2 separate regions of the Mus musculus genome follow, and region 2 is linked to region 1. Evidence: chromatin loops called from intact Hi-C (ENCODE). Cell type or tissue: heart. All regions are shown on one strand. Each heading gives the region's core, and the rest is flanking DNA. Links, peaks and the distances in the headings are about the cores only.

Evidence for each region. Peaks named below come from ENCODE experiments on the same cell type or tissue, not always from the same donor. Only the 100,000 strongest peaks of a DNase experiment are listed, where the experiment ranks them.
Region 2: it touches region 1 in a loop (2.6-fold over the local background); 10 of 42 quality-filtered maps call a loop at or near these places.

Annotation. Positions count from the first base shown.
Region 1 is chr3:59,076,311-59,084,353 of GRCm38, reverse strand. It overlaps Med12l (mediator complex subunit 12-like), which reads right to left. Exons shown (of 44, transcript NM_177855.3): 9 at 7,560-7,659; 10 at 7,185-7,321; 11 at 1,270-1,401. Among named protein-coding and RNA genes, the nearest start is that of Gpr171, 21 kb to the left of the region's middle. In heart, for the core only: CTCF peaks have their summits at 4,887 (motif pointing left) and 6,866 (motif pointing left); no DNase peak of the experiment used is centred there; H3K27ac peaks cover 860 bases.
Region 2 is chr3:59,165,186-59,173,228 of GRCm38, reverse strand. The region is part of intron 15 of Med12l (mediator complex subunit 12-like); the gene reads right to left. Among named protein-coding and RNA genes, the nearest start is that of F630111L10Rik, 16 kb to the right of the region's middle. In heart, for the core only: a CTCF peak has its summit at 3,793 (motif pointing right); a DNase peak (open chromatin) is centred at 2,818; H3K27ac peaks cover 446 bases.

The DNA.
Region 1 (8,043 bases), core at 1,906-6,905:
TCTGACAAGGGAAGGCAGACATTAAACAATAAGCACACCATGTACATTCACTTGTCCTGCAATGAGGAAAAACAGCAAACCTGAGTGGTATGCTAAGAGCTGCTAGGAGTGGACACTGATCCCAAAGTGATAACAGACTTACCATCACCTAGGAGATGACATGTTGTCTAAGGATGCTCCATGAGAAGTGACACTTAATGAAACAGAAGTGTCTCTAGAGAGACACTGGGCATGAAAATCGGGAGCAGAGTTTGCCATCCAGAAGGAAGAGCAAGAGCAGGGCCCAAAAATGAAAGTAAGTTGTATGTGGTTAGGGAACGAAACAACTGAGATTAGGGGTAGAATGTAGCCCAGAGGACAACAGGTACCAGATGTTATAGGACAGGCAGGTGAGGCAACAAAGGGATACTCTGTGGGCCTTAGGGAGCTCTGTCTGCCTCAGGAAGGGGGGACTACGATCTGTTTACACTTCTACAAGCCCACTCTGTGATTCCTGTAGAGGAGAGAGGAGAAGAAAGTAGAAGCAGAACTGAATAGGAGGCCAAAAGTCATCAAGGTGAGGCAGGCCATAGTCCTCAACAGATTACACTGTCCCTGGGGCCACTAGGCTAATGTTTATATTAAGAAAATTCACTTTAAGATGGGGGTGGGGGCACACTCCTTTAACTCCAGCACTTTAGGGAGGTAGAGGTAGGTAGAGAACTCTGAGGCTGAGGCCAGCCTGGTCTACAAAGCAAGTTCCTGGGCAGCCAGGGCGACATAAAGAAGCCCAATCTTAAAAAACAAAAAACAGCAAAGAAAGAAGGTTCACTTAGAAAATTCCCCTTCAACAGTAGCTAACATTGACAAATATTGGCTATGGGTTTTTGGGGCTTTAATGATTCTATCTAGAACTAAATCATAATCCCAAAATGATAATTCAAATTGATATCTACAATCTCATAATCCTGTCTCTAGAAAATAGAGTCTACTAATTCATGAGGTGGCTTCAAAATGTCAGAAAATTGGTTTACACTATATACAAGTTTACATACATTTATTGCTGTTTTATGAATCTCTGTCTCACAAAGTTGGGTTTCTTTTTTCTTATCTAAATGTTAAATCCATGTCTACTTAGATCCTACTATGAGTCTTAAGAAGACTATATGTCCTTTGCACACCTTTCTCAAGACAAAGAAAGCTAATGGAATAAAGGTAAAGAGGAAGATATCTCTTCTCACCACAGCATATTTAACTATGTCATGCATAAAAGAAGAAAAACAGACCCACCTCTGCCTCAATCTCCGCTTGCCTTTTCTCCAAGAGTTTCGCCACAGCCATGGCCCTGTGCTTACCAGACCTTTTGCAGCTTACAGCCCATTCACATAACAATGTCACCACAGCTTCATCATTGGGGGCAACCTAATGACCAAGAGAAATGTACCAACAATATCACGTTAATGCAAGCAAAGGACTGCCTAATCCTTAAAGCTTTGTTCCCAAGTTTTACTAGCAGAGTGCTTTCAAATCACTTTAACTCAAGCAGGGGAGGAAAACACTCAAAATACAGCTGAATGTGAAACAATTCCAAGAGAACTAGAGTTTCCTTAAAGATAATGACCACTGGGGGCTAGAGAGATGGCTCAGCGGTTAAGAGCACTGACTGCTCTTCCAGAGGTCCTGAGTTCAATTCCTAGCAACCACATGGTGGCACACAACCATCTGGTAATGGGATCTGATGCCCTCTTCTGGTGTGTCTGAAGACAGCGACAGTGTACTCACATACATTAAAGAAAGAAAGGAAGAAAGAAAGAAAGAAAGAAAGAAAGAAAGAAAGAAAGAAAGAAAGAGGGAGAAGGAAGGAAGGAAGGAGGGAGAGAGAGAGAGAAAGAGAGAGAGAGAGAGACCACTGAACTCCAATGACACTGAAATACTATTACAAAGGGCGCATACTCAACCCCACTGTTAGGTGGTTAGAATGTGGACTTCCCCCTCTTTCTCCCTTCTTCCCCCCTCTCTCTACCTTCCCCCTCCCCTCTTCTCCTTCTGCTCTCCATCAGCATACCACATACTCCCCTCCATGATTATTCATATCCACTATAGACCCAGAGACATCAGGCCCAGTAACCATGGGGTAAAACCTCTACAATATAATGATCCAAAATAAATCTTCCCTCAGTTAAGTATTCTGTCCCAGCAATGGAAAACTGACTGACATACTTGATGGTACCTCCTTGGCTTATACTTATATGGACTTGTTTTCCTTACATTAAGTAGCTATTGCTATTAAGTGCCTAGTTACATGAGAGGCACTATGAATACTTAATGCTGCACTAATAATGGGTTCACAACATCTTATGTCATCTAGCAATGACATGCCCTTTTATAAATGTAAGCAAATTATCCACAGGTACCTCAAAGCCTGCTGATTTCACAGCTGAGGGGCTTCCTGTCAGCCATGCCCCTGCCTCCACTTGCAAATACCTTCCTCTCTTGTCTGACTGTACACCAACTGTAATACACCTTTCATGAATCCGTGAACCCCTCTCCTTCAAGACAAATCCTAGTGGTATATCCTCCTCCCTGTCACCATACCAGCAGCCTTTCAGTGAGCTCAGAAGCCCAAAGTAAGAAAACACACCCACATCCTTGGAATGATGTGGCAGGCATGAGGCCAGGGACTAAGGATGTGATGGAAGGCATAAGGCACAGCCCCTGACATCACAGAGCAGGCGTCTGAGAAAGGTAACTGTGCCCAAGCACAGCCAAGAAAGAAACAAAGCCCTCCTATTTCTGGTGACAGTAATCAAGCACAATGCCTAAACCGGGTGGACTCAGGTAAGTACAGGACATGCTGAACTTGAGACTTCTGTTACCTAAGAACTCTAAACTTTGAGCACAAACTGGTATGAAACCATCATAAACAAGCACTATGTAGGTTTTGCGGTTGGAGTTTCATGGTGATACTAGGAGCAGAGACTGAGAAAACGACCCATGCTGTGCTGTCCTGAAGCACTCTGCTCTGGCTGGGGCATCTGGCCTGGCTGTTTCATTACTTGGAAAGAAGTCTGTTCACAGGGGCCCCAGAAAGAGAATTGAAAAGCAGCTTTTCCTGCCTGCCACCCTTGGGTCTTCCCTCTTCTCCACGTTCCTGAAGCGCCCAAACGTGCAGTGCAGCCTCTGCTCTCACACCAGGCAGGATCAAAAGCAGAGAGGCCAAGAGGAAGGAAGTGGTCCAAGAGCTCTGCAAAGCTGTGGGGCCCTCCCCACCTGGCGGCCTGGAGATGAGGTCACCAGTAACTGCCTAGTCAGTACCGGGAAGCTGAGGGCTCCGTGGTTCACTCCCCTCAGGTGACTGCTGGGCCCAGAGGCCACTGTCAGACAGCCTCTGAGCTCTGAATTGAATGCGAGAATTTCTTCCTTTTATAAGACACAGAGTGGAAAAAATACTAAAACACAAGGTGCATTCCCTACCTTCTTTACAGCAGCACTCAAGTTGACACCGCCCCAGCAGGGAAAGAGTAAAAGCAGCTCACATTCCATGAGCTATTAGTGAAAGCGTGCCCCCAGCACGGGCAGGGTCAGCTCCTCTCACCACAGGCAGAGCCTGGTGTCAAATGTTCTCACCTGTACTCTACAATTTCTAACGGACTTTAGCTGACTATTGAAGCTGAGGCTGTACGCAAATCAGGACTCTCCACCTCCTACAAGGATGTGAAGGATCAGATTTCCCTCTTAGCCATTACAAAGCAGTCTGCAAGGACTACAGAGACAGGAGGGGCTGAGGTCCCCCCAGCTGGTATGAGAAAGAACACCCCTTGTAAAAGCAAACATCAAACCACCATGACTAGAGAGAGGTTGCTAACTTTATCTCCCACCACGCATGCAACATCAATCCTGGACAAATTATAGGACCCAAGAAAAAAAGGAGGTACATTTTAAAGATGGGAGATACATATCTGAGTCTTAACCAACCACTCAATATATCTCCATCTTACTAGAGAACAGGTACATAATGTTGGTTCTTCCAATAAAATATAAGCTATTTTATTACTGGCCACAGTAGCAATTTTTGGAACATACTTATTATGTTTTATAATCTCAATGGATATTCATGCTCAAGTGTTGTATAACTATGCGAAAACTCTGAGCACACAACTGTGAGTAACTTGCTCTAAGCCACACAGCTACCATCCAATATTTACATGTGAATTCCAGGAATAACAAGTAACTCAGTGCTCAGGAAAACAGTGGCTCCTGAGCCAGGCACGGTGGCACACGCCAGCAATCTCAGCACTAAGCAGGCAAGGCAGGAAGATTTGGAGTTCAGAAGTCTCCCTGAGCCACAGAGGACCTTATCTCCAAATAAGAAGGGAAAAAGAAAGGGAACAGAAAAAGAGGGGAGGAGAGGGGAAGGGGAGGGGAGGAGAGGGGAGGGGAGGGAAGGGGAGGGGAGGGGAGGTTGATTCTTTGGTTCAGTGGACAAGTAAAACCGTCTGTTATCATTATTTAAAATTGTAAATGGACAAGTAAAACTGTCACTTGCAAACTTATACATAAATACATGCCTTAATATAAATGCATATTAAAAACTAAAGCCACGTTTTAAAGATGTTAATGCTATAAACTTAACATTTTAAGTATTTAAACATTAATGTTTAAATATTTAATGTTACAGAAGGGGCCGTCCATACAGATATCCTCCCAGATTAAAAGTTAGGAAGCGTGAACTAAAAGTTAACAATACTGTCTTTGTTTTACTCAAAGGCACCACATTAACCACAAAGCCACTCACATCTCTTCCCAGAATGCAATCAATATTCAAATCACCATTAAACCTCTCTTGCATCCCCATCCAAACTGCTACATCATCCAGGACTTGGTCTAAAGCCCATACTGCCCTCTAGTGGCGAATACCATGACACATGCATAGCAGAGAATGCCTTCCTTAAGATGTGGCTCAAATTCTACCCTGCTTTCTCAGATCAAATACAGTCAGACAGGTAGCATTGGGGTCTGAGTACGAATATCCCCTACACCCTCACATTTTCCAATACCTGGTCTCCAACCAGTGGTAGTTGGGAAGGTTATGGGCCCTTTAAGATGTGGAACCTTGCTGGGGAAGTGTCACTGAAGGCAGACTGGGGTCTTATTACCTGGGCCCATTTCCTAGTCTCTCTACTTTCTGTGTGGGGATGAAACACCAAGACACTGCTTCCGAACTGACAGGCCAGCTTCACCCTCCTGCTGTCACATCCCCTGCCTATTATGAAAGGCAGTAGCCCGCCCCTCTGGCATGTAAGCCAAAATAATTTCTTCCCTAACTTCTTTTGATCAAGGTATTTTATTACAACAACGCAAAACTAATTCATATAGATAAACAGACAATATCATTTTAAGAGAAATTCTCAGTAAAACTAACTATACGACCACAATAATCATTTTTGTTCATTTTACAACAGAATAAGCTCGTTGGAATTTAACCTTGCAGAAGCTCATACGCCCAGTGGCTTGTTTCACGTGGCTGCTGCAAAGTCACTGGGCTTCTGAGAGCACAGGGAGATTTATTCTGAAGCACGGCAACGTCATCTCTATCCTTGACAAGGCAGCCTCCCTAACACTTACTTTTGAAATTGCCTGTGTGTAACTTGAGTTTCCCTTCACAGGGGTCGCATGCCAGATATCCTGCCTATCAGATATTTACGTTATGATTCGTAACAGCAGCAAAACTGCCGTCATGAGGTAGTAATGAGATAATTTTAGAGCTGGGGAATCGTCACAACATGAGGAACTGTCTTAAAGGGTCACAGCATTCGGAAGGTTGAGAACCACTGGAATAAGGCTTTAATTTTTTTTTTTCTGAGGATGTATTTATTTATAATTCACAGGCATGAGTAAGATTTGTCTGCATGTTTGTGCAGCGCATGCATTCCTGGTACCTGTGGAGATCACATGAGGTTGAAAGATCTCTTAGACTGGAGTTACAGGTGGCTCTGTGCAGCCATGTGTGTGCTGGGAAACCAGGCTCTCTAAAAGAGCAGCAAACCTGCAAAACCATCTCGCCACCCTGCAGCAGGAACTCTTGACTTAGTTGGCACAGCAGGGCTGAAGGGTTCTTAATCTGCTTGGGCAAAACCCAAACCAAAGAGCACTGTCACTTGACACACACACGCACACACACACACACACACACACACACACACAACACCTTAGCCCTGCAACCCGCATCCAACGAGAAAATCTCAGGATTTCCTGAAGCATTTTATCCACACTGGCCCTGATTACAGGGATGGAAAGTTTCTTGTCTTTGGCGACAAAAGAATACCATGTGAGCTGAGAATCATACAGACGCAATCTGCTCTACCAAGTACAGGAACCCACTTCTGCAGAGACTCCCAAGAGACAGACAGAGACTCCACTCAACATAAAGCTTGCTTCTAACACACTGAACCCTTGTGGCTCCTACAGCCCTGAACCTGTTTTTTAGAAGACAATAACAGCTCACAAATTATTCCCAAAGAGGAATGTTGTGCCGGGCCCCTGCTTGGGAGATGGAGCGTTTTGGTTACCTTAATTGTTTCATCTCTCCTTTCCACAAACCCAGGACCAATGGCAAGCTCAAAACCCAACGAGACCTAACAAGTTAGCTAAAGTGTTTCCTTTGAAAATGAGCTAAAACTTACCTCAGTATTCCTTCGAATCTAACACAAGCTGTATATATGAGGGGCTTTTTTTTCATTACCAAAATAATACTTTTATTTCTCTGTAGACTGAATAAGAAAACCTTCATTGAAATCTTTATATTTACAATCTTTTAAGAGGGGGAAAATAATTGTAATTAAGGCTTTTCAAAGACCATGCCCATTTATAGCCATGTGCTGCCCTCTGCTGTGCTAGAGACTAAATTACACTCCAAATTAGCCAAATATTCTATATACAGTCGTCAATCATTAAACAAACAGCGAGCTAAAACTGAAATGTAGAGACGATGATTAGAGGTTAAAAAGTATCCCACATCAACACATCCAGGCAGATCCCACCCAATACACAATTCACTACCATGATGGTGAGTCACCGTGGTTCCAAAAAAGAAAGATCATTAAAGCACCTGCTTGCGTAAGAAACACATCAGACTAAAGACTTTGCCACAACTGAGTGAACAAGAAGAAAATAAGACAAAAAAAAAGAAAAGGAATATTAAATACCTCTTGGTTATCTTTGTTTTGGTTTGCCCAGAAAATTTTATGATAAAGAGTCTCCATTGAATTGCTGGAATCAGTTCGGTCGAAACAATGACGATCTAAGACTTCCAGTGTATGCAAGACCCGACTAATAGTCACCCCTGGATTCAGAAATTAAGGAAACAGATATCATAGTTTAAAAAAAGGACCATACAAGGGAAACTGATCTATATTCTCAGCAAACACTACCAAAGAATGGCAAGAACTAAACCAGACACTCTGGGCTGCTGGTAGCTAAAGGCTTAATGCTCCTTCACTCATGCGCAGTGCTTCACTGGAACGAGAGAAAGCATAAAGCCCACTACTCCGACGCACTCCCTCTCCCATGATGCACTGTACCTGCCGTCGACTCCTGACACTTATCAAAAGACCACCGAACTTCCACTGCACGGCCTCGCTGCTTTATCTGCTGTTCTACCTCATAAATCCTTGCCCGAACCTGAAACATAAACACTTCAAATTAACTTGTACTCGGACACTCCATGGCTGCCCAAATCGTGTCAAGTCTTCTGTGAGCACCGTACCCTCTGGTGAATCACGATCTTAACTGTGTCGTGGGAGACATAATTCCTGCATGAGCTGAGCCCTTTGAGATTTACACGTGATGATTTGGTTCAGTAATAAATACTTGCAAAAATAAACACCTGAGGAAAACGTAACAAGTGCAGTTGGTTTCACATGTAAGACAAGGCAGCCGTTTGAATATCTTTGAGCTGCTGGGCAAAGCAAGAAAGGAACAAGCAACCCCTCAGTAGCTTACAGAAAACAACTTAGTGAAAGCCAAGTATCTTGTGGTAAGTGTTAGGCATCTTCCCAAAGCTGA
Region 2 (8,043 bases), core at 1,253-6,252, 90 kb before region 1:
GCGCTGGGACAAGAAAAAGGACCTCAATGAATCTAGACGTTCCCTCAGTGAAGAGAGTGACAGACCTCCTGCCAGGCGGTCTACCTATAGAAAGTCTGTGATTCCCTTTATGTCCTAGATGGGTTCTGAATTTATTTTCATATGATGTCACATGGCATACCTATGGGAAGTCTGTGTCCCAGATCCAGGTGTGGTGGCACACACCTTTAATCTGAGCCACACCTTCTGCTGGAGACCTACATAAGGACATTGGAAGAAGAAAAATGTTCTCTTCGCCTGCTTGTCTTGCGGGCAGGACTGAGCTAGATCCTTGGACTTCCATTCACGGCTGCTGCTGACCATTGTCGGGGGGAGTTGGACTACAGTCCAACAAATTCCATTACTATATAGAGACTACCATAAGTTCTGTGACTCTAGAGAACCCTGATTCATACAGAAGTTGGTACCAGGAGTGAGGTATTCCTGTGACAACCTAACCATGTTTTGGGGAGGACTGTGGAAGAACTTTGGAACTTTGAGCTAGAAGAGATATTGGGATGTTAAGAGCTCTGTGGGATGTTCTGTGGGAGCTTGGAAGGTAATATTGAGAACAATGCAGAAGATGGAGGTCTGGTTGTAAAAGTTCAGAGGGAAGATTAAATACTCTTATCAGGGCTGTTGCTATTTTGATTGTGAAGACTTTGTGGTTTTGGTTAGCTGGGACTGAAGAATCAGCTGTGATTAACAAGATACCAGAACTACTAAAGGGAAACTTTTGCATTACTGGGACTAGACTGATGCTGGTTAGCTGGAGCTAAGAAATCAGTGGTGATTAAGAAGAGACTAGAATCATTGAGGTCAAATCTTCTGGGAAGTGTTTTCTGAGAACTCAAAGAAGCTGTGTTCTAGAGATATCCAAGGTTGTACCTCGTGCTGCAGTGGGACTTCGTAATATGTAAGAGTCACTCAGGTGGTACTGGTTTTGAAGGCATGAAGGTGTCATGAATATCAGCTGAGGCTTGGCACTGTAAGAGGCCATGAAAAACCATTGGTAAAGGTGCAGCCCCAGCTACAATTGATGGCTCAAGCCTGAAGGGGTCATGCAAAGGAGTTGAGGCTTGGCACCACAAAGAGAGCCTATGAGAGGCTATTGGGGAAGCCTAGTTGCAGTGTTTTGGAAATGCCAGTACCATGAGGTGACCACCAAGAACAGCAGCAGCAGTGGAGTACAGGCAGCTAGAGCCTAGAAGACAAGGTGTGTGCTACAAAGGGCAGAGCTGAAGAAGTGGCCCAAGCCCTTGCAGGAGCCCAGAAGATCGTGAGTGGATCCCAGACATTCGACGGTTAGAGTTTAATTTTGCTTTTGACCGTGCCCTGCTATTTTTCCCTCTTAAAGGAAGAAAGTACTTTAGTAGAGCCCACAGTTAAGAGACTTTGAATTGTAAAAAGACTTTGAGTTTTAAAAGAGATTGCATATTTTAAAGGGATTGAAATATATAATAATTTGTAAAGACTGTGGGACTCTTAAAGTCATTTAGATCTGGGTATGAATAAGAAAGCAAGGGTTGAGGCTTAATAGTGATGTGTTTGTGTGTCAAATTGACAAGGGGTCAATTGTACTAGCTAGTTTTGTGTGTCAACTTAACACAAGCTGGAGTTATCAAGTTATCACAGAGAAAGGAGCCTCCCTTGAGGAAATGCCTCCATGAGATCAAGCTATAAGTCATTTTCTCAATTGGTGATCAATGGGGGAGGGCCCCTTATGGGTGGGACCATCTCTGGGCTGGTAGTCTTGGGTTCTATAAGAAAGCAAGCTGAGCAAGCTAGGAGAAGCAACTCATTAAGTAACATCCCTCCATGGCCTCTGCATCACCCCCTGCTTCCTGATCTGCTTGAGTTTCAGTCCTGACTTCCTTTAGTGATGAACAGCAATGTGGAAATGTAAGCTGAATAAACTCTTTTCTCCCAACTTGCTTCTTGGTCATGATATTTGTGCCCTGACTAAGACAGTCTGTGATTCCCTTTATGTCCTAGATGGGTTCTGAACATATTCTCCTATGATGTCACATGGCATATAGACTCTAAATTTTCATTCTCAACTGAAAGGCATGCCTTCTGATAGATCATACATTATGACCATATATTCTTATCCAAATCACTCAGCTTTTTCTTGCTATAAACTAATGACCTTAAGCTGGATAATGTATAAACGAAAGTGGTGCTTACAGATCTAATCATTGGAAAGTCCCAGATGAAGGGGCATATAGATTCCTCAATGACAACACATTAGTGAAGCAACCCGAATGACAGATGTTGGGGAAACACAACTGTTCACTGGATAACACTGTTTCACCATCCCCGAGACACAAACAAAAGCAGAAACAAGGATGTTTCTTTAATGGCCCATTCCAACAAAGAAATTTGAGCTTCTTTTTCCCACGAATTAAACTAACTAGTCCAGACAAAGCAACTTGCCAGTTTTGGTGTCACATGTTTGCAATTCCAATTTAGGAGAGGTGGAAGAAGCAAGGTGAGTTCAAGGTCACCCTTGACTACCCAGGAAGTTGGAGGCCAGCCTAGACTCTATGGAACCATCTCAAATGACAAAAAGTACCCCAAACTACAAAGAAGGTAACTAGAGAGATGAGTAACCTGTACAGTATTAATTGCAGAAACCCACACACAGAATCTAGAATTATGTACTCTGCCCATATCAGTTTGCTGAGGAGAAAGAAAATGGCTCCTAAACAGTTTAAGAAAGCACACACCCTGGCTTGGGATCACTGAAGCACTTCCTCTAACTTGCAGTTAACCCTCAGGCAAGTCTCCACACCACAAACTTGCTGAGCCCTGCTCCTCCCACACATCACCCCAGCATGATAAGCAGCCTTTATTTTCCTGGACAACTCTGAGTTTATCCCCTATGGAATTTCTTCAGTTTCATCCCAGCTGGGGACTCTCCTTGAGTTTTCAAAGCTTACTTTCCAAACTTGTTCCATCCCCTGGCCAGAAAGACTAGCAGTGAGAGTCCTAATAAATAAACTATCACACCAAGGGTCGCCTTGCCCTCCCCAGTCTGTAGCAGTGTGAACTGCTAAGCATATCTGGCTTCAGATCCCTACAGAGCAGGCTCTGAAGAGCAGAGACAGGAAAGGAGCAAAGAGATGATCTAACACCAGGGCATGACCCTCACTGTCTGCAGACTAATTCTATGCCTGCGTTTCCTCTCAGTTACAGAACACTCAATAGACCAGTCCCTCTTCCAATAATAGGTTCCTAGTATATTCACTAAGCAGTCTTTTAAGTACTTCCTGTAGTACTGGACACTGAGGATATCAAATCAGAGAAGCCATCAAGAACGGTCACTGCCCACCGTCGCTAAGAATGATTCCAAAACAGAGCCCCCCTCTCCCCCCCCCCCAGATGTATCCAAACACTTCCAAGTATTATGACAGTTGAGTTCCTTCTTGGGATCCAAGCAGATAAGGAGAAACGTGATCTTTCTAACTTAAGTTAAAACACAGAACACCTGCTTCTGATTTCTTGACATCTTTTTCCAAAAGGACACACAAAGATGAAACACATGTGCAGGAGTTTCTGGTCTGTAACAATTAAGGTTCTCAACTTTGAACCTTTGCTAACATCAAGGCTTCCAGGAACACCAAGATCCTGCTGGAGTGACATCTGGCTGACATTTAAGTAGCACTGTGCTTCATCAGGACCCACATCCAAGTGAGGCTCTGTGTGCTGTGCATTACCACACAAATGCCCCACACAGGAACCATGTTATAAACTGATCTCTTTCAGCCTGCCAGAAGGTGGTAGCACTACATTAGACAATTGCTCCTCCATCATGCTCAGATGAAGAGACAAAACGACAGTGAATCCCTAAGGCTATCCGTCTTTAGCAGAAGGTATAGTTTGGCAACATGAGACTTCTATCGTGTGGCAGAGATTGAATAATGCCCTCATTCTTCATTACTCCAAGCCAACAGGTTCCAGCAGGATTTTGTGTGTCATACCGGGAAGCACAGCCATGCTCTGCATGCAATGTGTCACAGCAAGGTTAGACTTTTTAGAAGCTCCTTTCAAATTACTTTGGCAGACATCCTTAAAATACCTCAGCATACGGAATCACAAAGACCACACACAGCATGACATTTAGGACCCTATGTCTATACCACAGAGTAGTCATCGTTCTTTCAATTCCATGCCTCCACAAACAACAACTACCTTTCCACAAGCACTGCACACACTAGGGTCAATGTCCAAACCCTCTTCCTGCGACTACCAGAGTTTATACTGGGCCTTGTCCCTAAGCTTCTGTATCCTTAACCCCGTGTGTTTCTCAATGCCTGGTGGACCCACCCCTATCTATACAAAACCAAGTAGCTACACGCATGCACTACCATAAGCCACACGCCAACAAAGTCTTTCTTAAAAGAACTTTTAGAAAATGTACATAATTTGGGCCAGTAAGATGGCTCAGAGAGTAAGGGTGTGTATGTAATGTTCAGTCTCGCCCACCTAAACACAATCCCCCAATCCCACAAGGTGGCAGAAGAGAACCAACTCGTTAAAGTTGCCTGACCTCCAGACACATGTGGTGATGTGGTTATGCCTACACACATATACATACACAGACACACACACACGAACACTTTATAAAACATTACATGATTCAATAAATGGATACTATGTGGTTAAAATTACGTCACTGGAACATGCATACTTATATAAATGTTCACTGGCAGAGACAATGAAACATATTATGAAATACCAAAAAGCTAAGAGAAAGACTAAGATCCAGAACACTCATAAAAACCAGTGTACAAAACAGTACATGCAGCAGCAACAGGACAGTAACATCGAAACTGTTTCCATACTTGAAAAAAGGGTTTATAAGTTATATAGCATTAGGAATGATACTTAAGAGGCTAGGGATGTGGCTCAATTGGTAACGTGCTTGCTCTGCAAGTGGGAGCAGCTCAGTTCAGATCCCAGCCCACATATAAAATGGCAGGCCCAACAGTGCACGCTGGTGACCCACCTCAGGGGAAGCAGTGCCAAGAGCATCCCTGGGCCTCCCTGGGCAGCTAGTCTAGCCAATCAGTGATTCCTACACTTACTGGGAGATTCTGTCTGAAAAATTAAATTGAAGGCTGAATGAAGAAGATACTGAACACTGAGCTCACACTTGGATACAATGAGCCAAATGTCCAGCCACGTGAACACACACACACACACACACACACACACACACACACACACACATAAAAAACAAACAGGGATGGTGATAAATCTTATTAATGAACCAAAGCTTAGCTTTTCAGGAGGGCTTGGGCTTGGTCACAAGCACTGCTGAGCCCTGCTTTCACACACATACACACACACATCCCAAATAGTCACAAATAATTGGACTTTTGAGTAAGGAACAAGATGGAACATTTATAGAATCAGAATGTAAAAAGGAAAGTTGTTATGAGCAGTTGATGACAGGCCAGATAAGAACTGACTGGAAACAATAATAGACATATTTTGAGATTCCATGTGTTAGAAGCCCTCTGTTTGTAGTATAAATACACAAGGGATATTTATATATAACCAGTCTTATTACTAACAAGGCAGATCCGCTGCCTGGAAACAGTACAACTATGAGCATGTACTGTTGGGTGAGTCATTAACAGGGTGGGCTGTGGGGCTGGAAGCTTTGAGAAAAAAATAAACAGGAGTGAACTTGAATGTCACAATTCCACAAAAGGAAATGGGAAGATGCTCAGGGAACTAAAACTGTTTAGCATAAATCAAGATATTATAAACAAACAAAAAATACTCTTTATTTTAACTTTTTTTTTCCTTTTTGATAATGGGTTTCTCAAGGAAAGGGGCCATGCCCTATATTGTTTTATAGTTTATATACTATTTATTTGATATGTGTTAATTAAAATAGAATTATATCATGTTCCCTCCTCCCCGTCCTACCTCTAGCCCTTCCCAACAGCCCCCTCTCAAACCCTTCCTCAAGTCAATAACCGAAATGGGTCTAAACACTGAATTCTCAATAGAAGAAAACTGAAAATGGAAAAGAAACATCTCCAAAAAAAGCCTATTATCCTTAGCAACTAGAGAAATGCAAATTTAAAAACTTCAAGATTTCATCTCCCTCCAGCCAGATGGATAAAACCAACTAAACACTTAACAATAAAGGCTGATACAGTTGTGGGGAAAGAAGAACTCTCATCTACTGCTGAGGGAATGCCAACTGGTGCAGCCACTTGGGATCAGTGTGGAGAATCTTAAAACAAAACAAAACCAACAACCAACCAACCAACAACAACAACAAAACCTAAAACCTCTTTGGCCTGTGTCCAAGACTCTGGTTTCCTACTCCACAGATAAGCGCAGCCATGTTTGCTGCTGCTCTATTCATGACTAGGAATATGAAACAATCTAAATATCATTCAATAGAAGAATGGATAATGAAAATGAGTTATATACACAATGAAATATTACTCAGCTATAAGGAAAAATAAAATTGTCAGATAAATTGATAGACCTAGAGCAGATTATATCAAGTATTTGAAAATCAAATGTAGCAAAGATACATTTTGAAGAGAACTAAAGATGAAATTGAAAACTCAAAAAACAAATTAGAAATTTATGGGAAAGCCATACAAATAAAATGGATCAATAAAAGAAAGGATACCATAAACTGAAGATAATATACAGTTAAACCACACAAACAAAAATATGAAAAAAATTAAAATACATAATAGGAATGTGCATAAATTGGGAGATACCATGAAAAAACCCAATATCAGATTATAGGTATCAGTGAAGAACCCCGAGTCAATGGGATAGACTAGATATTCAACAAGGTCATAGATGAGTGCTTTCTAAAATCCAGTAAAGACAAACCCACAGAGATGTAAGCAGTATACAGAACACCAATTAGAACTAGCAAAGGAGATCCTTACAGACTGTTATAGTTTAAAAACAATATATCCTGAACAAAGAAAGAGTTTGGGAAGCTGTAAGAGAAAAAACACAAGTCACATATAAAGAAAAACCCATCAAAATAATAACCAATTTCTCAAAGGAAACTTTGAAACCTAGAATAGCATGGAGCAATGTACTACAAGTTCTAAAAGCCATGGATGCCAGTAAAACCATCTGCCATAATGGAAGGTAAAGAAAGCTTTCTATGAAACACACACACACACAAGAATCCATGCCCACCAAATGAACCCTACAAAGAATACTGGAAAGAATTTTTCTGACTGAAAAGAAGGATAAGTGCTGAGAAAAGACTATAGAAAGAAAGCGAATGATGATATAATTACTGAAATATAAACGATAACCATGAACACAAACAGCAAAATAACAAGAAAAGGACAGCAACCAATACACACCTTTAAAAATAAACATTACTGGCCTCAATTCTAAATAAATTAAGAAACAAAACTATCTGTCAGTTGTACACAAGAAACTCATCTCAACTTTAAATATAGGCACCACCTTAAAGCAAAAGGATGGAAAAAGTATTCCAAGCAAAAGAAATCAGAAAGTTAGGAGATATAACTCTTCTGCTATCTGATAAAAGAGAATTTAAAACTAATAGAAAGAAGTGAAGAAAGAAACTTTATTTCTATCAAGGGAATAATTAATCAAGGAGACATTCTAACCCTAAACATAAATGCAGCAAACGCTGGCGTACTCGATTTAATAAAAAAGTGTTTTACTAGAATTAAAAGGCATAGATTAACTCCAATTTAGTAATAGTAGTTTATTTCAATACCCCACTTTCCCCAATATACAAGTATTCTAGAAAAAAAAATCAGAGAAATGATAGAATTAAACCATGTTATACATTAAATAGAACTTACAGAATTATCCACCCAAATACAAAGAACTACATATGTTCGTACTTATGTACTTACATACATGCATATATACATCTCAGGTGCACATGGATGTATTTACAATAAACTACATACTGGGTACAAGGCAAATATAGAGAAATTCAAGAACACTAAATAACTCCATGTATTCTATCAGAACACA